2 separate regions of the Homo sapiens genome follow, and region 1 is linked to region 2. A link is an interaction called in ENCODE POLR2A ChIA-PET data of the cell type or tissue named here. Cell type or tissue: A673. All regions are shown on one strand. Each heading gives the region's core, and the rest is flanking DNA. Links, peaks and the distances in the headings are about the cores only. Region 1 overlaps LINC00504 (long intergenic non-protein coding RNA 504). Region 2 overlaps LINC00504 (long intergenic non-protein coding RNA 504).

Region 1 (13,074 bases), core at 3,060-11,059, 180 kb before region 2:
AGGAGTTGCCCATTAGAGGAGTCCCGATGATAGTAGCCCCACTATGCTCCAATAGTCACTGGGAACAGCCTAGGTAAGTGAACACGGCCTCAGGTGACTGCTGCAGTGGGTTTGAAGATAAGGTTCGGCAGCTGGAGGCTGTCAATCCATTGTGCTTTTGGTAGCAGGTCCTCTTGCGGGGAGCTCTGAGTGACACAACTCCATGGCCTCTTAACTGCGTTCTTTAATGCTTCATTCATGTGCCACCCCCTCTTCAAAGCTCTCCCTATTCACCCAACCTGGCAATAAACTCTTCCTCTAAAACTTTTGGCACTTTCATCTTGTGTTTTGCCTTTTCATGTATCATATTAAATTTTAGTTTAATTGTGTATGAGAAAGTTCATGATGGGGCTGGGGCACTCTGACCTGCATGCTTATATTGGCTATTCTCAAATTTCGGAACTCACAATGACCTCTGGACACCCATGGCCTTTGCAAAGAAAATGCAATGAGAACTTTGACAAAGAGATCATTGAAATGCTTTTGGTGCCATCCTAACGAATACTGCTCTTGGTATCCTGAGTAGGCATACTGAGTAAAGGCAAAACATATGCCCCTCCGTGTACGGTGTTCAGGATTGGTTGGGAAGGATATTTTTAAGTGGCACATAGTGTGTGGCCACTTGCTGTCCCTTGAGGGACTTGTTCTTAATCCTTGGCAGACAGGATATCACACTGGAAGGACCAGCTTATCTTTGTGTTCTATAATGAAACAGCTACTTATCAACCAGACCCTCAAAAGCTGACCAAAAGAGCCCACACAGCTTAAGCCTTTCCTGCCTCAAATCTGGATGGATTAAGAACTACCTATATGTATCCTGCTGGATAAAAGTAGAAAAAGCTAGGTGGGAGGCTGAAGGAGTCCTCAGGGATGGGAAAGTCATATGTACTAGCTGGTATTAATCCATAGGCTTCAAGTTCAGCTTTAGGTAGAAAATTTCTCCTTCTAGTCACTGGTTCCCTGCTCAAATATCATGCTCCTGAGAATAAATACCTTTCCTCTCTGCTCTCTTCAGTGATGTGTGCTGTGCTTTCAAATACCAGCTCTGCTGATTTCTCAGTTGTCTCTCATCAGAGAATACAGTGTTGCCTCTGATCAGCTAAAGCATTAGGCTTGCTACCCCCAAAAGACCTTACAGGAACCATCAACTTGTCTTTCTTTATTTCTGAAGGAAATTTCATACCCTCATTCCCTATCACCAGCATATAGCCTCTGACTCTTCCACCCATTTATGGACCTCTGCTCTTTTGGATCATGACTGGCATGAGATGCTTCTTGTGTACCATGTCTATTCCATGGAAGCACTGCTGTCTTTTTACAACAGCCAGTTATAGGGGAAAATTGAATTTTAGGGTGGAAAAGCCTGGTCATAGGATGCTATAATTAACTCTAGAATTGACCACCTTTCCTGTTATGTATTTTCGTATTATCATGCCCAGTCCTTGTAATGCAGTTGTCACAATTTTAATTATTGTTGTAATTACGGAGTAACGCTTCCCTCCACTTTAGTGGCTTCCTAAGATCTTGCTGTCTTGTTCATTGCTGTATTCCCAGCTACTGGCTTAGGCCATGGCACATAAAAATAAGCCATTAATATTTGTTCAATAAATGGATGAATAAGTTAATGAATGAATGTCAAAGGATCTACTGAGTAAGGTTAAACTCACGCTTTGTAATTAGAAATCTCTACTTCTATATAGGTTTTAGTACCAACTTATATACAAATTCTGGAGACTGTTCAGTGTGTCCTGGTAGCCTCTGAGTTCTCCTCTCTAAAAAAGCTTTTGAAATCATCTAGCTATGGCATTTATCACCCCAATAGAGGCTAGGGTTTACTTAGTCTATTGAACCAATTTGTTTTGTGTAAGAGTCTGGTGTGTGTGTGTGTGTGTGCATGTGTGTGTGTGTGCGTGTGTGTCCCTTTCTCATATTTTACAAGTTTGGAAGCAGTTTACAGAAAATGACCTCTAAGTCAGCTAAAATTATGTTTGTATTAGAACTTAGGCTTGCCATGTTTCTGGCTTTGTTCAGGTTTGTTTCTATCCTAGATCATGTTGAATTTGTCCCACACTATAGGTGTGAAAACAACTACTTCTTGTTTTAGAAAGCTATTAGGATAAACATATGTGTTTGCTCAAAATATACGTTTTAAATACTAAGCCTCTATCAGTTAATTTCTTCTTTAAAAAAGCTTTACTTCCTTCTAACATGCTGGTTGTTGATCTATCTGTTAATGAAAATGAAGATAGTGCTACTGCTCACTGCTGTGCTGGTCAGAGAGTTGTGCCTGAGTTCTCTATATAATTAATTGTTTAGCCTTTGTTATGGCATCAGAAGTATTTTAGCTAGCTCCTCAAGTTTTATAAATTTTTTTATTCTGAAATAATTTTAGATGAACATAGAAGTTGCAAGAATAGTGCAGAAAGTTCCCATGTCCACTTCATTTGGTTTTCTCCAATGATAGCATCTTTCATTGCCATGGAAACCATTGGCACTATACCAATAACAAAACTACAGATCATATTCAGAATTCACCAGTTTTCACGTAAACTCATTTGTACGTGTGTATAGTTCTGACATTTTACTGCCTGTATGGATTCATGTAACTGCTAGCACAATGAATACTACCTCTCGATAGTTACATATTCCTCCAACACTTGAAAACCTCCCAATCTGTTCTCCATCTCTATAATTTTGTCATTTTGAGAATGTTGTCATATAATATGCAACCTTTAGAGATTGGTATTTTATTTCTGAGTTTACTGCCCTTGAGAATAGTCCAAGCTGTTTTATATATCAGTAATTCTTTTCCTTTTCACTGCTTACTAGTATTCCATTGTATGAATGTATGTGTTTGTTCAGCCATTCATCCCTTGAAGGGCATTTAGGTTTTTCCAAGTTTGAGGCTAGCACAAATGAAGCTGCGGTTTTTAATTTTTATGAATGAAGCTGGACATTTGTGACAATATTTACGTGCAAAATGTTTTCATTTCTGTATTGTTAATCCCGGGAGTTGAGTTGGTAGCTCATATAAAATGCATTTTTTAACTTTATAAAACACTGCCAAACTTTGTTCCAGGATAGCGATACCATTTTGCATTCTCAACAGCAAAGTCTGAAAGATCCAGTAGCTCTGCATCTTTAATAGCACCTGGTATGGTCAGTATACACATTTTTAATTTTAACTATTTTAGCAGGAATGTACCCTATTTATAAATAGTTATTTTTTGCAAGAATCTGAGATAAAATGCATTTCTCCACTGGATAAAGCCACAACAGACCCAGTGTAATATAGTTAAACATTCCTTCAATAGCTATGGCAGAGCGAGTTAATGTTTTTGCACCAAACGTCAAATGGGTATTACAGAATTCTGTAATTTATAAAATATTATATACATGAATTATTTTCTTGTATTATCACTCATAAGAAACATGTGGGGAGAAATTAGAGGGTAACTGGATTAACTAGACATAAGACTTTTTGAGTGACAGGAAAGATATTTTCCTAACTGTAGAAACTGAGGAGTCATCAGACAAGTAATAAAACCAAAGCTAGTTTTCTGGAAGATCCGTGTAGTTTCACTGTGGTAGTTGGAGTAAATGGAAAGGATGGTAGAGTGGACGCTGAACAAGCAGCCTTAGAGAAACTTCATAAAAATGTATACAAGGCCAGCGGTAGAAAAAATAAGATACAGGAAGAACATGTTGTAAAAGAAAAACTTATGTATCAAGGGAGTCATGAGATTTAGGATGACTCTAGGCTTATTAAAAGAGAAATAAGAAAGTCAGAATTAAAAGCTGGTATAAACAGAGTGTTAGTGATAATCAAATCAACCAGCACTACCAACACCTGGCTGTGCTAAGTGCTTTATCTGGCAATCTTTACCATAGTCCTACAAAACAACAACAATCACCTCCAACTACAGATGAGGAAACTGAACCTCACAGATGTCAATAATTTGTCTGAGATCAAACAATGAATAGATTTCTCTATTTGTGTAATGAGACAGTAGTGCTATCAATATGATTATTGAAATATTAAAATAAGATATCTACAAATTTTAAGGGCCATATAAATATTATCTAGTATTGTTTTGGTAATAATTCTTCTCTAAAGATTGAATGTACCAAAGGTTTCCAGGATTTAAATAATGGGCACATTTTCTCTTCAGAAAAAAGATGTTACCACACAATAAACATTTTCTATTTCAAAGTAAAAGCTCTTTGGGTTTAATTCCAAGATCTCCCATGAGAGACCATAATTTAAAAATGAATATGACAGGGAACTCAGAATTCTTTTAATTTTCCATCAATTATGTATAATATAAATGTGCATATAAGCAAGTATTGCAGTAGAAAAATAATACTTTATCCTCATTTTTCTAGAGTGTCAAAAATGATAAATTTGAATATTTGTGGTAAACACTCAGCGAAAATGTCAGAAACATTACTTCCTCAAGCCAGCATCTCATTGTCAGCTTTTTGTAATCAGTTTAACTTTTATTGAGGAAAAGGAACAATCACAAATCAGCCTTTTTGTGTCCTTTGAATTCTTATGGCTGCAAATGAGGCTTCCAGCTGCGTCAATTTCATTTTGCAAAGGCACCATGTTGAATCATTAATTACCTAAGAAGGTACTGGATCCTTATCTCCTTCTGGTAACAAAATTTTTTATATATTATATGTATATACACAAATCAGATTGGAACCTGGAGCTATAAAGTCATCTTTTCTTAAAATGCCATCTGCCAGATTTCACTTCAGAACATGAGAAATCTTTAAAGGTGAGGGAAGGAGAGACAAGTGAGGGTAGTGAAGCATCAGAGTGCTAGGCTGTCTTGTCATCACAGCCTGTGCTGTTCCCTCCTCCCCAGTCTCTCCAGCTCCAACCCCCCTTGGATTACTGATACAGCCTGCTATCTCATCCCCCCACCATCAGCAGCCCTGTCTGCCCATAAATCTGAGCGGCCAAAACAGTCACTCCATAATGCCTATCCAGCCACGTTTCTTTCCTGCTCATAATCTCCCAAAGGCCTTCCATGCCTGTGATGTCAGGGCTCCTTAAAAGGCCAGCAAGGTGCTTTCTACTCAACCCCCACATATCTTGTCAGCATCCTCTCTCACTATCAACTATCTGATAAACCATGCTCCTGCCATGTGTAATTATGTAAAGTCACTTTAACTCTAGGCTTATTATTTTAGTAATCTCTGCCTGACGCAAAATTCATGGCTCAGTTTATGTTTTACCTCTTCTAAGTCTTCCATAACCTTCTCTCCGACTACCAATCAGCATTTTTTATCCACCTCAATCATGAGACTGAACATGGTGCCCTGCAAATTGGTTTCAGCAAACTTTGATAGTGATTGCATGTTGTTATAATTGTCCTTTGTCTTTTTTCCACCTTCCAATAGTTTGTAAGATGCATGTAACAAGGCACAAAAAAGCAAAGATGATGTCATATTTGACAGCATAAATGTAGTCCCAGTGTTACATATGTAGTTGACAGGGAAACAAATGTCATATATGAAGGTATTTGAAATAAAAGAGAGGAAGAAAGAAAGGAAAGAAGGGAGGGGGGCAAAGAGAAAAGAAGGGAGGGAGGGAAGAAGGAAGGAAGGAAGGAAGGAAGGAAGGAAGGAAGGAAGGAAGGAAAGGTAATAAAAAATTATGGTAAAGACTAAGGTGTAGTGGGTGGGCTGGATGTCCATTCTAGTCCTGATTCTTCTCTCATCAACAAGTTGAGAGTCCTAATAAATGTTTATACTATTTGAGCATAAGTTTTGCATCTTTAAAATAAGATAGAAAGAATTCCTAGGGTTCATTTAAACTTGAAAATTCTGATTCTGTAACTCATTATCAGCATCCTCAAGGTGATTTTAGCAGCAGAAAAAGGCAGGACTTCTGGTGAAGTTGGACATGCCTATCTCACCGTTGGAGCCCAGGAGCTGCCTCATCACACAGTCTTCATTTTGCTCTACCGTGGCACACAAATCTCTCTTTTTTTTTTTTTTTTTGAGATGGAGTCTCACCCTGTTGCCCAGGCTGGAGTGCAGTGGCGTGATCTCGGTTCACTGCAACCTCTGCCTCCCGGGTTCAAGTGATTCTCCTGCCTCAGCCTCCCAAGTAGCTGGGACTACAGGTGCCCACCACCACGCCCAGCTAATTTTTTGTATTTTTAGTAGAGATGGGGTTTCACCGTGTTAGCCAGGATGGTCTCGATCTCTTGAGCTCGTGATCCGCCCATCTCAGCCTCCCAAAGTACTGGGATTACAGGCATGAGCCACCACGCCCAGCCTCTACATATTTATTAAAACAAAAAACAAAAAACAAAAAAACACCTGCACACTAATGCTGGCATTCTGAATGTTCTGCATTTCTCACCATTCTGAAACACGACCAAGCCTTGTGCAGGTCTTTCCAATACTGCAAAAAGTCTGATAACTGGGACTACATCTGTAGAAGACCAAGCCTCTCCTTAGAGTTTGACATTATACCACATTTGTACATTCAACCCATACTTATTAAGGGCTTGTTCTATGACTAATACTATACTAGGCACTAGTGGTATGATTAAAAATTAGACATAATTCTTTCTTTCATAAAGCTTTAAGTCTAGTTGGAAGACTAAACAATGGTATCTATCTTAACAATTTTTGTATTATAAGAGGAAGCCCAACTCAACATGGATAGGAAAAAGAAATGTATTGGCTGTAACTAAAGAGACTGTCTGTGGGTCCAATTCAGACAGAGATTGATCAAGGTTCTCAAATGATAATCACAATGAAAGGACACACACAAACACACATGCACACTCACAAACACACATTTATTTTCCTTTCTCTTTCTTCACTACATGATGGCTACTTCAGCTTCGGCTCCTACATTTTTCCTGATTTATGTCGACAGGAAAGAGAAAGCTACATCCCCAGCAACTTTTTTTATGGCCCAGAATTGAGTTTCACTATGCTACACTGTCCTGATTTGAAGTCAGAGACCCATCCTGGAAGCAGTTACCATGAGCAGAGGGGAGGATGCAATGACTGCTTTGGTCTCAGTCATGTGAGCCCTGGAGCCCTGGGCTGAAGTCAGCTTCATTTAAAGCTTATGGGCTCTCAAAAACTAAATTGTGCTTCTCTTTCCCCAATAAGTAAGAGGGGATATGGGCAGCAAAAACCCAAAATTTGCTTTAATATAACTTAAATGTTGGCAAATGATATGAGAGAAAAGAATAATGAGAAAATTGGAGAAAATGTCTATCTTAGAGAGCATGCCCTGGGAAACTCACCCTGAAGAAGTGATCATTCCACAAAACGGGATCTTTCAAAGGACAATAAGGAAACAGCCATAAGGCCATCCATGGGAACAGTATTTCATACATGGAAAATAGTACAAATGCCTGAGTCTCAGAGGAGGTTGGCCGCTTCTGGGCGGCATGAGATCAGGTGGCTGCATTGTGGTGGGATAGGAAGAAAAGGGTAAGGTGGATGGCGGGGAGGGGTAAGCAATGTCAACTGCATTCTAAATATTATAAGAAGCCACTAATGGATTTATTCCTCTCAGTCCTCAATATCGCTAAGCTAATTATTCAGCAAATCTTCCTGTTATTTATTCAATAAATAAACATATTGCAGGTGTCAAGAAGTAGGCAGGCTTCCAGCTTTCAAGAACCTCACAGTCTAAGGAGTGGGAGGAAGAAAAGACAACAATACCACAGCAAGATAGAAGAACAGCAGCCACACATGAGCATCTGCCAAAGCCGCCTGAAACTGCACTAGGTATGCCGTCTACATGCTCACTAATTCCCCTACAAGCAATTTACCAGATAAGTGTCATTTTGCAGAAAGAGGACACCCACGTATCCCAAGCTTGCCTGATGTCTCACCCATAGATTAATTGGTAGAGATAAGGTTTGAATTTAAACCTGGCTGACTTCCAATAATATTTACAAGACCTTCTTAAATGTAATAACAAAGCAGCCATTTACATTTAGTTTCTGCTAGTTTTCAAAACAGTCCAATATTAGATAATATCCTCTCTCTAATAATAAAAGCAACATGGCCTTAAATAAATAAACCCATTTCCAAGGTCACAGAGCAAGAGCATAGCATGGAAACCAGGATCATCTGGGTCCCAAGCCAGTGTTCTCTGTCCTGCCATGCTGCCTCCAAGACCCTGAAATACGCAGTACTTTGCTGATTCAGAAAAAGGAGGGTGCAAGTCCAGCTGAAGAATTATGGAAGCTTTCTTGTTTGGGCAGCAACTTGCTGCTGAGGCATTGACTGAACCTGGGCAATCAGATTAGGGGAGATTTTAACTATGGGAGCTCTAGCAGTTCCCACCGTCCCTCTCTCCCCATTCAAAGAGCTCCTCAGGAGGTCCTGGAGTAGGGATTAAACACATGTCTCTGACAGGTAAGCCCTTGAGGATGGACCCAGGTTAGCTGGGACCCCCACACTGTTGACAGCCTCCTCTCTTTCCCTCTTGGCTTTCAAAGAAAATTAGCTCCTGACAAGCAGAGGAGACAGTTTTGGCTTCTCTACCTAAAGGCTAACCCAGTTCTCACAGTGTAGTGCTAGGCTGCCCCATCAGCTGGCATCCTCCATGCCAGAGACACCCATGGGTACCCCAGGGGAAAGAAGCTGTGTCAGGACCCATGGTGGCTTGTGTCATCTCTTCTGGATTAGTCCTTGAGGGATGCACATCTTAGTCTTGCTTCCCCATAACATATGTCAGTTAACTTGCTTTCAGTATGCAATATGGTCCAAGCACTGGACTGGTAGGCTCAGTAAGTAACACACTAGTACTTGCCTGGCTTCATGGTGCTTTTAATCATTAAACACATATCTCTGACAGGCAAGCCCTTCAGGATGGGTCCAGGTTGGCTGGGGCCCCCACCTTGTTGCAAACCTCCTCGCCTTCCCTGCTGGCCTCCAGGAAAAATTAACTGAAAATTAGCTGTCGGGCAGAGGAAACACCAGGAATTACAGTTTGGTGCGATTTATGTACTTATTTATTTATTGAAGGAGGTGTATTAGATTCCTCAGTTGCTCCTAGGGGAGTCCAGAACGCACAAGAGCTCTCTCCTGTGGACCATAAGGGCTGCAAATTTAGGCTAAACTCCTGGGCTTTCACTTCCATCTAAACCTCACGGGAAACATGTCTTCCTTTAAGTTTGCTGACAATGCAAATTTCATAAAAATCTTTTCAATACATATTTCTTACTTTGAATTATAAAATAATCTGTTTAAAGGGCACATATTAAGGGATACTGCATTTTGGGAAACAGACAGAGCTGGTGCCTGTCACACAGGCATGCCCCTCTCCCTTGGAAGTCACTCTAGTGTCCGCAGGAAAAACTTCCAACTCCTTGGTCTGGATACAAGACCTTCCGTGTTCTTGAATCTTGGTCTGTATTTCTAGCATCACTTGCCACCATTTGTCCAGGCTTCTGGGCAGCTCCCACACCATCTTCAGTGCTGTTCTCCCTATCACGACTGCCTTATCCTACCCTTCTCAAAAATGGGTTGTTCTATGATCCCACTTAATAGCACCCACTATGTAAACTGTGCCCTGAATCCTTCAGGCAAAATTCGTGGGTCTTGTTCTGATCCTGAATCATCCCTTCATGGTGCTAATAGGACACTTATCACAATACAGCCCAGGTAGGTGCATATGTGCCCATCATCATCTGCGACTCCCCCATCCTCTATAGGGCCTCTACAGGGCCTCGCCTTGCTCATGGAAGGTACATGACTCAATGATTACATTCATCGTAAAATGTAAGATGGTGGATTTCACAGAGCTTAAGTTGCAGGGCAGCAGCTGACAAAAGCACAAGGGAGAGAAAAGAAAAGGGGATTGGTATGGGACATTTGTTTAACTAAATACAATTGTGTTGGAAAATCCCTATAGGAAGCCTCCGGGTCTTTCTTTCCCATCTACACATGGCTGGAGGTCAATTTCTTAGAAAAAAAGTGAACAACAATAGTGAAAAAATAATAATACCAGCCAGCATAAAAATTGAGCTGTATGGTTTTTGTACTAATAACATTTTTATCACAGATGTAACAAATGCCCATTATAGAAAATTTAGAAAACACTAACAAGCAAAGAGAAAAAAAAAGATAGTATTAATTCCACCACAGAGAAAGAGCCACTATTAATTATTTAGCATGTACTTTTCATATTTTTGTTTTCATATGGTATCTAAAATAAATATTCTATTCTTTCTCCCTATCCTTCTGATATGGTTTGGCTGTGTTCCCACCCAAATCTCATCTTGAATTGTAGCTCCCATAATCCCCACGTGTCTGGGAGGGACCTGGTGGAAGGTAACTGAATCATGAGGGTGGGTTTTTCCCATGCTGTTCTCATGATAGTGAATACGTCTCACAAGGGCCCATGGTTTTATACAGGGCAGTATCTCTGCACATGCTCTGTTGCCTGCTGCCATGTAAGACATGCCTTTGCTCCTCCTTCTCCTTCCACCATGATTTTGAGGCCTCCCGAGCTATATGGAACTGTGAGTCCACTGAATTTCTTTTTCTTTACAAATTAGCCAGTCTCAGGTATTTCTTCAAAGCAATATGAAAATGGACAAATATACCTTCCTTCATTTTTCTCTTCTTTCTCTGCTGTTCCTTCTTCTTTTCCTGCCTTCCATCACCTTTTCATTCTTTACCATATTAATATAGGCAGTTATTCAAAATATAAGATTCTAAATAGTGTTTGCAGAATGCCACCTTTTGTGTAAAATCCAGGGAGAATAAGAATATATACATTTGATTTTGCTTATATTTCTATCAAGGTTCTAGAAAGACACATAATAAAGAAATAAAAGTGGTTGCTGATTGGAGTGAGCTGGGGCAAACTAGCTGGATGAGAGCAAAAGTAGAAGGAAGAATTCTTACTTTTCACCAAGTATCATTCTATGGTACAGATGCTCCTTGACTTACACTGGGGTTACACCCTGAGAAACCCATCGTAAGTTGAAAATATAGCTAAGTAAAAAATGCATTTAATACACCTAACCTTCCAAACGTCATAGCTTATCTAACCTACCTTAAATGTACTCACAACACTGTCTGTACTTTGATTTTGCATCAGAAGAACATAATTCCTTGTAAATAAAAATAATAGTGTTGCAGGTCACACATGCTTTCCTGTACTATGCCTTTGCTACTCCCTCAACTAGTGTCCTCTTGAATCTAGGTGGCATCTCAGACTGTTTGTCCAATAGAATGTGGTAGGAGTGGTGCTGTGTCAGTTCTGGATGCCATGGATTGGTCTAGATGCTTTCTGGGAAGCTAGTTACCATACAAGGAGTGTGACTACCTGTGTACCATCATCCTCTGGGAGCCCCAGTTTTGCACAGAGGCCAACAAATATCAAAGCACTAGTCATATGCATAAAGAAACCACCAGGCATTCTGCTCAGTTACTCCTCCAGATGTCACCAGCCTCAGCAACAATCTCACTGCAACCACATCATGAGATACCCCCAACAAGGCCCCATCCAGTCAAACCACAGAAACCTGTGAGTCACAGTAATGTATTTTATTAAATAAAAAAATATTTCAGGGTAGTTTGGCATGCAACAATAGACAACCTGACCAGAAATACTAAAATGTAGGTCGACAAATACTTACCATGTGCCTGCTCTGCAGCATAGGGGTAAAAAACTCAGATTTTAGGTTCAGGTTGCCTGTATTCAAATCCTGGCTCTAACACAACTATCTGCGTGACCTTGACCAACTTTATTCACCTTTCTGTGTCCCAATTTTCCATATAATAGAGGTAATACTACCTACCTCAAAAGAGTGTTATGAGGATTTAATAATATTTAGAATAGAACCTGGCACACAGCAAATGCTCGGTATTAGCTATTATTATTATATACCAAGAGTTATACAGAATTGTCAATATTTTTAATACGAAAATATTCCTCAAGTAAATAATAGGCATTATTCCCGAAAATACTGTGATGGATTTTTTTGTAATTTTTTAAAATTGAACCTCTATGTTCAAATTAAGATTAGACTGGATTTTTTGTTTTTTTTTCTGTCTGTGCTCTTTTATAAGTTATCAAGGTTATGTTTGCCTCATAAAAAGCTCTGATTTTGGAAAGGTTTACATAATATATAACCTACCTTTTTCTTAGAAGTTGGAATCATGTTGGAAAATGCTTGGAAATTTTGACTTTGAATTTGTCACTTTGAAAAGATGCAACAAGTTTGTAATTTATTCTGACTTTACTGGAAAGCACTAGAAGTAGTTTAAAAAGATGGTGTCATGCTTAAACCATTATGAGAACATGATGGTCTTTTGCTACGTGGTGTGGCACTCTGAAGGAGAAGTTGAGCAACAGCTTAACACTTTTTGCCACTATAGGTCTGGCTCCTTTTTATTTGCCTGCCTGAATTACAGATTCTTTTTTATTATTCCTTGTTATTGTGAATGTCACAAAGCTATATCTAAGAATGATAGTCATGAACCTCATGGCATTCGTTTGATTGGTGAGCCTGAGCCTCTCTGATTTGAACATTAATTATTCAACCTTATTTCATTATTTCTTTCATTTCTCATCTATTCTATGTATCATTTATGTTCTCTTTGTTATTTTTCTGTTATTTTTCTTGAACAATGGAATTATATTTGAACCAACTTCTCAAATACTGATGTATTTACTTTTCCTGCAGAATCCAGTTTTATCCACTGTCTCCATAACTTTTTTTCCTTAATTCTAAATTCTTTCAATTCTCTAAAATTTTCTGGCCTTAAATCATTTTATTTCATAAACATCTTGCTTCTTTAATGATTTGAAATTTCCTCAAATCTTGTTGAGAATATGAATGAATATATCCTAAACATATCTCATGGTTTGTTTTTATTTTTTGTCCAGTATTCTTTTTTAGCCCTTCTCTTGAGTTTTTCAACCTACTCTTTTCATAATCTTAGATTACAGAAGATCAATTCACTTACTATTGGGAGGTGGCACTGCTTCTATCAAAAATAGCACATATCTCTGTTCATAAG
Region 2 (13,074 bases), core at 3,443-11,442:
AACATTTTAAAATTCATATGGAACCAAAACAAAAGAGCTCGAATAGCCAAGACAATCCTAAGTAACAAGAATAAAGCTGGAGACGTCACACTACCCTGCTTCAAGCTATATACTACAAGACTGCAGTAACCAAAACAGCATAGTACTGGTACAAAAACAGACACATAGACCAATGGAGCAGAATAGAAAACCTAGAGATAAGGCCGCACACCTACAATCATCTGATTGTTGACAAACCAGACAGAAACAAGCAATAGAGAAAGGATTCCCTATTCAATAAAGGGAGCTGGGATAATTGGCTAGCCATATGCAGAAGATTGAGACTGGACCCCTTCCATACAGCATATACAAAAATCAACTCAAGATGCATTAAAGACTTAAATGCTGGCCAGTGCGGTGGCTCATGCCTGTAATCCCAGGACTTTGGGAAGCCAAGACAGGCAGATCACCTGAGGTCAGGAGTTTGAGACCAGCATGGTCAACGTGGCAAAAGCCCATCTCTACTAAAAATACAAAAATTAGCTGGGCATGGTGGCATGCACCTGTAATCCCCAGCATCATCCTGATACCAAAACCTGGCAGAGACACACACAAAAAAAAGAAAGTTTCAGGCCAATATCCCTGATGAACTTCAATGATACAAGTTTAACTATGTAACAAACATGCACATGTACCTCTGAACTTAAAAGTTAAATTTTAAAAACCAAAGATCCAGTGGTCACTCAACTTTGCTTAGCCACCCTGACTTACATGCTTAATAAATTTACTTTCTCATTCTCTGGGTGACCATTGTATATATTCTGTGATGTTTTCAAACATGTTAATTTTCCATTTCCCCATTTCAGGGAAATTCAGTATTTCCGAGAGAAATACTGTCAGCTGGTGACTGCATTTCTTATTAAACTGAGAAAACTTTAGCAGGAAGCAAGGCAAAATGCACAAGTACCGATAGAGACAGGGTGGCAGATTTGGTCTGAGGGAGATGAGGGAGCATTTTGCCTTGCTTCCCCCTAAAGTGAGTGAACATCACTGTGCCTATTTGGAGTTACTTCTTTGATCTGAATTCTGTCTCTTCTCACCTATTAAACAAGATTTCTTCTACAACTATTTTTTCTCTCATCACCTGAATCTTTACTGCCCTCCACCTGCTAGATTATTCCCAACTACATTCAAAAGTGCCATAATAAAACCCATCTTAACAAAAACATTTCCACTCACCCCACATTTCATTTAGGCCACCTCCCCATTTCTTTGCCTCTCTTAAAAACAACTCCTCAAAAGAGTTTTCTCGGCATGATTTCAGTTGCTTACTTCCATTCTCCTTTCAGCCCATCTCAAATACAAACTACCTCATCAAATCACTGAAACTACTCTTTCAAGGTTATTAACAATCTTCAACTTGCCAATTCTAGTGACCAATTTTCTGTTTCACCTTATTCCAAATCTCCACAGCATTTGACAGAGTTGGTTCCTTCCTCTCTCCTTAAATACTTCCTTCACTCGATTTTCAGGGCACCACCCCTTTTCCTACTCTTTCCTCCTAGCTCAGCAATGACACCTGAACAATCTCTTTTGCATGTCTATCTTGAAGTGCCTCAGGGCACAGTCCTCATGCTTCTCTCTCCATGGCCTCACTCGTGATCTCAGTCATGCCCCCAAGATTGTAAATACCATCTAGAGTAGTGCTCCCTTATCCACGTGGAGTATGTTCCAAGACTCCCAGCGGATGCTTGAAACCATGAACAGTACCAAATCCTATATAGACTATGATTTTTCTCATACATACATACCTATGACAAAGTTTAATTTATAAATTAGGTACAGTAAGAAATTAACAACAATAATAATAAAAAAACAAGTATAACAGTATACTATAATAAAATTATATAAATATGGCCTCTCTCTCTCTCTCTCTCCCTTCCTTTTCAAAATATCTTCTTCTACTGTGCCACAGGTAACTGAAACCACAGAAAGGAAACTGGATAAAATGGGATTACTGTATATGCTGAGTGCTCCCAAGCACCAAAATGATGAGTCTCATTGCCCCCAGGAGTCCCCAAATGGATGTTTAGTGGGCATCTCAGTCTGAACAAGGTCAGAACAGAACTCTTGATTTCTCACCACCACTACCCCATCCCTCCACACACACATATTCAAACCTCCTGTGTTTGCTCCCAGTTTTCTTTTAATACATGGCAACAGTACTTCTCAGTTGCTTTATTAGTTTGCTACTGTTGCCATCACAAAATACCACAGATTGGTGGCTTAACAAAGAGATTTATTTGCTCTTGATTCTGAGGCTAGGAACTCAAGATCAAGATGTTTGCCCTTTTAGTTCTTCTGAGACCTCTCTCCTGGGCTTGCAGACAGTGGACTTCTCCTTGTGCACACATTGTCATCTCTCTGTGCACACACACATGTGTCTGGTGTCTTTCTGTGTGTACAAATGTCCTTTCTGTATAAGGATTGTCAGTCATATTGGATTAGGGTCCACCTTAAAGGCTTCATTTTAACTTAATTACCTCTTGAAAGACCTTGTCTCCAAATATAGTCACATCCTGAGGTACTGTGGCTAGAACCTCAACATATAAATGCTGGACATGGGGAGATACATAATTTGATCAATAACAGTTGCTCAATCCAAAACTTCAGATGACATTCCTGTTTCTCTCTTTTCCTACTTAATATATCAATGAATCCTTTTGATCTAGCTTAAAGCATGTCTGAAATTTGATCAGACACAATCTGTCCTTCTAGAACCTAGATACTAGAGTCTCCCCAGAACTGGTATCCATATTTCCAAACTTGCCCACACAGTAGTTACAGGGAAAAATAAACACATTAATTCATTACTTCAGTGGCTTCCTGATGCACTACGAATAAAATCCAAACCCCTTACATTTGTCCACATGATCCAGCCCCTGCCTCTCCCTCCTATCTCAGCAACCATGTGTCTATCCTTGATTTCCACGTTCTAGCCACACTGTGCTTCTTGCCATCTTTATACACACCATCTTAACTCCAGCATCAGACATGTTACATTTTCCAATTTCTCTGACTGAAACACTAGTCCCCTATATCTCTACCTCCCAGTGATGCTCCATCCCTTTACCCCACTCTATTTTCTTCAGGGTTCATGTCACTCTCTGAATTATGTTTAGTTATCCATTGCCTGTCTCTGCAACTAAAATGTAAAGTCTGAGATGGCACAGACCTTGCTGCTTTGTCTACTGTTATATTTGCAGTGCTTAGAGTATAATCACGTATAGTACATGCTCAACACTTAGTGAGTACATAGATCAATGGATAAGTGAATATTATTTTTACCACCAGTTTGCAGTTTTAAAAATGGACGCTGAGACATTTTGAGCAAGTTGCCCGAGGTCATATGGCTCTAAATGGTCACTGCAGAGCCACTTACTTTAAATCCGCATCTTGTGTGTTCTTATCACAACACACTGTCTAGTTGGGACTTAGAACAGTCATCGGAATTAAAGTTTAAAAATAATTGGAAGATTTAATATTAAATTTTTGTCACTTTAACTTGCTCTTATGTCATCTTGTGACAGCCAGATGTGTTCTTCCACAGTACCAGAATGGAGACATGTAACTTACGCTCCCCCTACTCAGAAAACAAACACAGCAGAAACCACACCTTCCAGAGAAAAGCAGATGTACAGAGACTGTGAGAAAATCATTGATTTTTCGGCCCAGCGTGGTGGCTCACGCCTGTAATCCCAGCACTTTGGGAGGCCGAGGCAGGCGGATCACGAGGTCAGGAGATCAAGACTATCCTGGCCAACATGGTGAAACCCCGTCTCTACTAAAAATACAAAAATTAGCTGGGTGTGGTGGTGCATGCCTGTAATCCCAGCTACTTGGGAGGCTGAGGCAGGAGAATCGCTTGAACCAGGGAGGCAGAGGTTGCAGTGAACAGAGATTGCACCACAGCACTCTAGCCTGGTGACAAAGTAAGATGCTGTCTCAAAAAAAAAAAAAAAGAAAAAAAGAAAATCATTCATTTTTCCCTTAGTGTCCTGTCCAAAAAAATGAAGGAACTTTTAATAGTGAGGAAATTTTTCCTGGCTTCACATCTGCTATTGTTTTCAAAAATTTTTTGTTGTTGTTGTTGTTTTAGATAAGCTCATAGACTCTCAGTTGTATTGCTTTTCACCACAACATTTTAAAGTTTAGATTTTACTTCTGTGAGTGGCTGAAGTAACAGAAATTTATTATCTCCCAATCCTGGAGGCTACAAGTCTAAGATCAAGGTGTTAGCAGGGTTGGTTCCTCCTGATGACTGCGAGAAAGAATTTGTTCCATGGCATTCTGCCTGTGTATGTGTCTGTCTCCAAATTTCCCCTTTTTAAAAGAACTCTACTCGTATTGAATTCACGCCCACCTTCATAATGTCATTTTGACTTGATTACCTCTGTAAACATCCTATCGCAAAATAAGGTTATAGCTTGAGGTACTGGGATTTAAAACGTCAACATATGAATGTTGGGGTGGGGGCCGGGGGTACCATTCAGCCATTAACAATTCTTACAGGTACTCTAATGAATCATATATTCCATTGCCAGAAAATTGTAAAAGGAACAAAGCAACCTCTTTTACGATATCCTCAAACTCACCATTTCTGGAAAGAAAGGGGGAGCAGATAAAAAAATAATACACTCACTGAGAACATACTATTACTTCATTATGTAATTCAATTTCATTGAATTAATTTCAAATCAATGTTATCTAATGAATTCATTACATTTTCTTATTCTACTCTTAAAACATTCAGGTGAATAATATTCCTACTTGACAAAGAAAGGTATTAAGATAAAGATAGGCAAAATGAAATATTTGTTGTCAACATAATGGAAAAGTTTTGATGTCTTGGCATTTTCATGTGATTCTAAAGCCTTGCTTTAATGCATGCTAACCTTCTCATGATTCCTGCCTTTAATAAAAGAGAAGTAGAAATCAGTCTCTGGTCACAAAGTTTTTATAGTCTAGCTGATATAATGAGCTGCATACAAAACTGAAGATGAATTCAAAATCAACTATCAACAAGACTAAGTTTAAGTTTCTTGAGACTTTGTCTTATTCATCAATGAGGCCTCAGCACAGAGTCAAATGCCTAGCACAAAAAGGATGCTCAATACATATTTGCCAAATGAACAGGTGAATAAGTGCATGAACAAATAGCAGCATGTCAAATAAGACTCATTCAGCAAGCTATTTACTGAATGCCTCTTATGAGCCAAGTATGTGCCAGGTACTGCTTCAAAGGGTACAGAAATCCACATGCCTTAAAGGGGCAAACGCTGGAGAATGAATCAAATAAGGTCAAAATCCTCCCATGATTCACCTACATAAGGATCACTCCAGCCCTACTTGTGAGAATAAGACTCCTACTATTTTCCAAGAACTCTAGGAGAGAATTATTGAAAGAACCAATATTTATTGAGTGTTTACATGTTGAAAGGCACTGTGTTAATTACTTTTTACATGTGGATACATTTCTTGCTTACAACATCCCCATGAGCTGGGTATTGTTACTACTCCCATTGGAATACAATATATGTGAAGAAACTAAAACACAGGTATTAAAACCAAATATGACAAAATGTTAACAGTCATTGAATTCAGGCACTAAATTTAAGGGTGATTAATGCAGTTTAATTTGTATATTTATTCAAAAATTTTCATGATAAAACACTTAAGAAAAAGAATAGGTTTTGAGGAGTTTAGATCAAGGTGATTAAAGATCTCTCTCTCTCACACACATACACACACACACATCCTAACTTACAGTTCAATAAAGGAGGAAAAATGCTAAGAATCTAAGGCACAGTAGGACTCATCTATTGGTAGGTGCATGTCTATTCCCTCCCAAGTTTCTCAGATCCTTGAGGGTAGGGACTGTGGCCTCTAACCACGTATTCCCAGCACTCAAAACTGAATCTAAAACGTGGTCAATGCTTAATGATGCTTAATGAACAAATGAATGAAAGAATGGGAATGAGAGATCCAGTCCGATGTAGGGCAGGGAGATGGTTAGAACCACGGCATATCAGTTTCCTAGGGCTTCTGAAACAAAGTATCTCAAATGGGCATCCTAAAACAATAGAAATTGTTTGCTTTACAGTTCTGGAGGCTAGAAATCCAAAATCAGGGTGTCAGCAGGGTCGCACTCCCCCTGAAATGTGTAAAAGAGAATCCTTCGTTGACTTTCCTAGTGTCTGGAGTTGGCAACCACCAATTCTTCGCATCCCATGGCTTGCTGCTGGACCACTCCAATCTCTGCATTAGTCATCACATGGCATTCTCCCTGGGTGTCTCTCTTTCCTCTTCTGATAAGGAAACCAGTCCTATTGGAATAAGGGTCCATCCTATCTCAGTATGACCTCATCGGAACTAATGATATATACAAAGACACTATTTTTAAATGAGGTCACATTCTGGGCTACTGTGGATTAGGACTTCAATATATCTTTTGAGGGGTCATGATTCAACCGAGAACGTATGGTACCAGGAGAGATGCATCCATCCTAACACTCCTTATCTCTCCAAATGTCCAAAAGAACACAAATTTAACCAGACTGCTTCAGCGTGTAAGATGGGGAACAAGCTTAATATGTGTTCATTGACAATCCTGACATGGCAAGAAATTTTATAATCTCCGCCAATCAAATGCCAGCAACAGCTGGCTTTCTCCCAGTGCCAAGTCAGCTTTCCCAAATAGTTTGTGACTGGCTTCTCAGCAGCTATTTATGTTTTCAGAATATTAAGCAGTGTGTAGTCACTTTCTCAGGGAGGGCTTCTCAGTGTGGTTTCTAAAAATGTGCTGAATGTGTTTCCGAAGAGGAAAGGCGCCAGGGGGGCTTTAGTGGGGCACGCTGAGCCTTGTAATCACAAACAGATGAGAGCTTCCTGGTTCTAACTCCAAGAAACCAGCAAGAGTCCCCAAAATCAGCTCACAATCAGCCTGGGCAAAATCGCCATCTTACAAAAATTGTCATGGGCTCCTTCCCTCCATCCTATGAAGTCCTCAACCCTCCAGGAAACTCAATTTGCTGATATGGTAAAGGGACCCAGTCTTCCTAGCTTTGTGGTCTAGAATTCACAAAAGGCCTTCTGTGGCCTCAGATTAACATAGAGAGCTCCCCAAAATGATGATGTACTGAGCACAGCCAGGGCTTTGTCTCCTGCTCCATGTATCCATCGACACTGGTAAGCTCTTGCATCTGCTAAGATTCTAGAGAGCTAGTAACAGAATCTGAGTATAACTTAAACGAAGGGAGAAAAGTGCTTATTGGATGGCTACTGTGGTAGTGTGTGCAACCACAGGAAGCCTGAACAATCTCAGACCCCTGGGGATGTAATAAGGTGTTCAGGAATGGGGAAACTGATGTTGATATTCTCGTTGTGGAAAGATCCAAGAACCCTGGGTGCCTGTGGGTCTTTAGCCAAGATTCCAATTTTTAGCCTCACTAGCGTTATCTGCCCCCTTGGGTAAAACAACAGAGAGGGAAAAGCCGGTCCTCAAGTGAAAGAATGCTATTATCATATGCAAAGAGAGGAAGCAGTGTGCTGAGTGGACAGCAGCACTAGCTCCCACCAGGAGACCAAGGCATATGACTGCCAGAGGACTCACTTAACCTTGCCCAGCAGCAGACAGATCTACCACAGCCTGTTTTCCTGAGGCCACGCTCCAGGGAGCCCTGTAAGATCAGTGAGGCTCTGGGTCTGCCCAAACCATGGGCAATGGGTACCAAATGGAGAAATAACCTACCCAAAAAATGTCTAACTAGGGATTCCCATAAGAGAGTCCACCAAGCAAGATCAATCAATGACTTTTAATATCCTTCTTCCTGCCTAGAGCTAGCACCTAACATAAAATGCAAAGACCAGTGAGCCCTGCTCTAACTCCTATAGGAGATAAAACAGTTTCCTTAGTCTGACATTTAATACTATCTGTAGCAGTAGGTTTTTACCTCCAGGATACTTTCCAGAATGTTCTGAGGCTCAAACTGTGTTCCCACAGTACCTTGTACAAAGAGTCACTTCTGCATGTACCACATTATAAAGCTTCTATGAGCAAGTAGAATTCACCTAATTTCCCTAAATACAGGTAATTTTATGGGCAGAGAGGATGAGAAGAGAGCCTGCGAAGCAAAAGGAAACCTATTAGCAACAGGACAACTTAGGAATAACACAAGGAATCGTCAGAGGCAGAAAAGAAGTCCTATTAGGGGCATTGTGTTTATTTAGAGGAATAAAACATTAAGCAATATTCAAAAACTATAAATTATTTAAAAATAATAAATGTGATTACATTAAAAAGTAAAAAATAAATTTATGAATGTCTTCTCACCAAAAATCTACATACAAAATTAAAAGACAAAGAGAAAACAAAAAAGAAACTTATAACAACTATATGAAAGGATGTTAATTTGTCATGCTATAGAGTTCACACTAATAAAGGGAATAATAACATAAGCAGCATATATAATTGCTCCACAAATATTTATTGTTCACCTATTAAGTATTCAGTTCAGAAAAATATATAAATTGTTTAGAATTATATAAACAGAAGCCTAACTTCTCTCAATGATTTACTAAATGCAAATTAAAACAACAGGATATAGTTATTTTTACCTATCAAATTGGCAATGAGTAAAAGGGATTTCAAAACATGGATTTGGCAAGATTTGGAGGAAATGTATATTCACACACTGGTAATGAGAGTACAAATTGGCATAACTTTTTTGAAGGTCAATTTGGCAAAAGATCAATATCTATTATAATGAAATATCCTTTAATTCAGACCTTCTGCTCCAAATAATTTCTGTGTACAGATATACCCACAGAGGCACACAAGGATGTATGGCTAAAAATATTCATTGGAGTACTGCATGGAAAAGAAATTTAAAACATAAAATGCTCCAAACTGAAAATAATCTGCATGTTCATTAATAGATGATGTATACATAAATCATGGTACATGTATATAATAAATACCATGAAACCATTAAAAAGAAGGTCCTAGAATGATATAAAGAAAATGGTATATACTAATATAAAAATATCTACAATATATTAAAATGAAACAAGAAGGCGCAGAAAAGAGTTCATCGAATCTTTTCAAAATTTATTTAATTGGCAAAATATAGAACTTTCTTTGTTTTGTGAGTGTATCAGGTATGAAGATAGGAGTGTGTGTATTTGCATTCTATATTTGCATATGTTTGTTATATGTATAATAATTTCTATTTCATTGTGTTTATCTTTGTCTACCTATTGCATGAAATTCATGTCTTTAAATCTATACTTTTTAAAATGTTTATCTGATTTTTGGTCATAACATTCTTGTAGACTATTTTCCTTCCCTGGAGCTTTTATTACTATTATTATTAACATTATTAGTGATGCTTAATTTTAATGTGTCAACTTGACTGAACCATGGGGTCCTAGATTGCACATTATTTTGGGGTGTGTCTGTAACGGTGTTTCCGGATGAGATTAGCATTTGAATCACTAGATTCAGTAAAGTAGAACACCCTCCCAATTGGGTAGGCATCATCCAATCCCCTGAGGGTCTGAGAAGAACAAAAAGGCAGAGGAAGGAGGAATTCACTTCTTTTGCTTTCTGACAGCTTGCTTGAACTGAGACTTAAATCTTCTGCCTTTGATCTGGGATTTAGGCCATCAGCCCGCTTGGTTCTCAAATCTTCAGACTTGGACTGAGTTATACCAGCAGCTATGATGGAACTCTAGTTTGCAGATTGTAGATGATGGGACTTCTCAGCCTCCATAATCATATGAGACACATATGGTAATCATATGAGACACATATGGTAATCATATGAGACATATATGGTAATCATATGAGACACATATGGTAATCATATGAGACACATGGTAATCATATGAGACACATATGGTAATCATATGAGACACATGATAATCATATGAAAGAAAGTAAAAAGGAAAACAGGGTATATGCCCTATTTTATACCCAATATACCATAACTCTGTGTATATGTATATGTATATATGTGTGTACATATATATACACACACTATATTTTTAGTGTATGTGTATATAATGTGTATCTATACCCAATTTTTTTCTGTTTCTTTGGAGGACATTAATATAATTCTTATTCTGTATCTTTATTATATCCTCACATTTTAATCCAGCTCTCAAACATACTACATATCCAACACAGGCTCTCCTTTCCCTCTTTCCCAAATCCAGCAAGTTTTGCACTGTTTGTAAAATTTTTTGACCATTTAAATAAGAGACCTTTGTGTTTGAAAATCCTAACTTGAAGCATACAAGTCCTAGAAGACAAACTTATAAAGGTGGCTTGGGGCTTTCCCTCAAGGCCAGAAAGGCAACAACATCATTTGAGAGAGAGATTTGCAGTCCTTGCCCCCGAATAGTAATACCACTACTGTGCACAATACTCTGTGAGCAAAATCCTCAAAGCTGGACTGGTTCTATCTGTTGGGTCTGCTCTGTCTTTCTGATAAGCACATCCCAGGAAAGGAAAGAAATATGGTTGACTAGTTAGGTGAAGGCAGGTCATTTGTGGTTCCTTCTCTGTTTCAGGAACATGGTCAAGGACAGCTTGACCACCCAGGTTTAAGTAACGGTTTCTCAGTTTACATGGTTTACACAGGGACGCCAGGACAATTACTTCAGAATTTAGAGAGTTTCCCAGAGATGCACAGTCCTCCTGGGAACAGGAACCAGCTGGGTGTGAGGCTTGTGCTCTTGCTCTGAAAGGAGCACTCCCACACCCTTCAGTGAACCAACAGAGAGATATGCACACATTGGGGACCAGAGAGACATTTTTTGGATCAGTGCTAGAAGTCACGACTACAAATTCTCTTCCAGATTGTTTCCTTATTAATGGCTGTGAAACATTACAGCCAAAAGCTTCAGGAAAGGCACTATGAACCAACATGGCACTCAGTTCTCTAATTAGAAACATAATATTTCAGCTTGGCTCAAGTGTTGGAAGTCACTGTGGCAGAGAGCAGATCAGCAAAATGCCCTGAGAGCCACGCAAAGGAGACAGTCATTTAGGGGGAGGAGGAGACCTGGCACGGGTCACATTTTAAGTAATAAAAAAATAATAGCAGCAACAAGCACTTTGTCATGTTCAGTATGTAGCAAGTTCGGTTCTAACTTCTTCTTTTGTGATGATCATTTAGTCCCCACTACAGCCCTATGGTCCCTGTCCCTGTTATTGCCACATGGCAAGCCAGGAGGCCTAAAAATAGAAGGAGTAATGTGGCAAAGGCACTCAGCTAGTTAATGTGGAGATGGCTGGCATTGGAACCCGGGTAGAATGGCTCCAGACCCATCCACATAAACTCTGCTATGCTACCTCTCTATGCCTTAACTGGATGCCTCCATCAAGACTCTCCTCCCTCCTGATTTCAGGACAAGTGCAATGACTACTCATAATTGCAACCTCTGTTTGAAATTTTACCTGCTACAACTTGATTTTTATTGCCTCAATTGCTTTGCATCAAGTAGAAATATCACAGGCAGATGTTGGAATGAGACCAACCCCTGTTTGGAATTTGCTCAGCCCCTTGCTCTCTTGTTAGACCTTAAGCTGAGCGTCTACTCTCTCTAACTGAAGTTTTCCCATCTGGAAAACTAGAATAACAACACCCACCTTACAGGGTTCACAGACTAAAGGAGACATTTGCAATTCACCTGGTGGAGGAACAAACACATAGGATGTGCTCAATATACATTGGTTCCTTTCCTTGTCTTTTCCTTTTCCACAGTGCCCTACTTACACTTATTCACCTCAGGTGTTAATAGAAAAACACTTTCCTGTTCTACAACAGCCCTCATCTCCATTCTGGCCAAGAGCAACCACACACAGAGGCACTCATTCCTTCATTCGTTTACTCATTCACTAACACCAGGTAACACGCACCTCGGTGGAGGGTATTTGTTTCCCAGGGCTGCCTTAGAATACCACACATTTGGTGGCTTAAGACAAGGGAAATTTATTGTCTCACAGATCTGCAGAGAAAAAGTCTGAAATCAAGGTTTTAGCAAGGCCATGCTCCCTTGGAAGCCCTTAGGGGAGGATCCTTCCTTGTTTCTTCCAACTTCTGGTAGCCCTGGGCTTCCCTGACTGGAAGGTGCAGCATTTAGACCTCTTTCCATGGTCATGTTGCATTCTCCCCATGTGCCTCTGTCTTCAGATGGTGTTTTCCTCTTCTTAGAAGGATGCCAGTCATATTGGAGGAAGGACCCATCCTAATGACCTCATCTTAACTTGATCAAATTTGCAAAGACCCAAATTATTTCCAAATAAGGCCATGTTGCCAGGTACCAGAGGTTAGAAATTTAATATGTTCTTTGTGGGTTCACAATGCAACCCATAAGAGGGATGAGAATTGCAGAATGGTGCATCATGGATCCAGGGGAGGCAGATGGGGAAACTGAGGCACATACTTGGAACTTTTGGTCAATTTGTTTCTCTCCTGTTTCCCAGCATGATCTCCCATCATGGCTATGCACTCTGCAGGCAGGAAAACTGTGGCACAGGTCAGAAGTATTGAGGGAAACTCCTTCATAAGAAGCCAAGGAGTTGGCAGTCAGCGTTTCTCCTTGACACCTACTATGCACTGCACACACTCCATTCACCTAATTGAATCCTCCCAAAAACCCTATGAGGTTACAAAAGGTGGAAGTGAAGCAACTCATGAATGATTAAGCAGCTTACTGCTGATAAGGTTCAGGGCTGGAATTTGAATCCAGCTCTGCCTGGCTCCAGAGCCTGTGAATAGACAAGAACCATTTAATAGAAAATTTGTCACAGATGTTCAGTGCTGCATGCACATGAAGAATTAAGGTTAGCATATTGTGATATCACTGTGGATCCTTCATTGTTATTTGCCACATGGAAATGGCAACCACCCCATGTGGAACAGCTCACCAAGGAGATGCAGGGTTACTTATTTAATCGACTGCCCTCCACCTTTCCTCTCCTTTCCTCAAATCCCATTTTGTCTCTGGGCACAGATGGAGCATTCA

The links. ChIA-PET counts read pairs that join two places held together with the same protein. Peaks named below come from ENCODE experiments on the same cell type or tissue, not always from the same donor. Only the 100,000 strongest peaks of a DNase experiment are listed, where the experiment ranks them.
Region 1: POLR2A ChIA-PET joins it to region 2 with 6 read pairs; 1 of 35 experiments calls an interaction of 5 or more read pairs at or near these places.

Annotation. Positions count from the first base shown.
Region 1 is chr4:14,555,264-14,568,337 of GRCh38, forward strand. All of the region lies in intron 5 of LINC00504 (long intergenic non-protein coding RNA 504), which reads right to left. Among named protein-coding and RNA genes, the nearest start is that of LINC00504, 330 kb to the right of the region's middle. In A673, for the core only: no CTCF peak of the experiment used is centred there; DNase peaks (open chromatin) are centred at 4,598, 4,948, 5,628 and 7,848; H3K27ac peaks cover 5,007 bases.
Region 2 is chr4:14,736,982-14,750,055 of GRCh38, forward strand. All of the region lies in intron 2 of LINC00504 (long intergenic non-protein coding RNA 504), which reads right to left. Among named protein-coding and RNA genes, the nearest start is that of LINC00504, 140 kb to the right of the region's middle. In A673, for the core only: no CTCF peak of the experiment used is centred there; DNase peaks (open chromatin) are centred at 6,370, 6,820 and 7,460; H3K27ac peaks cover 4,925 bases.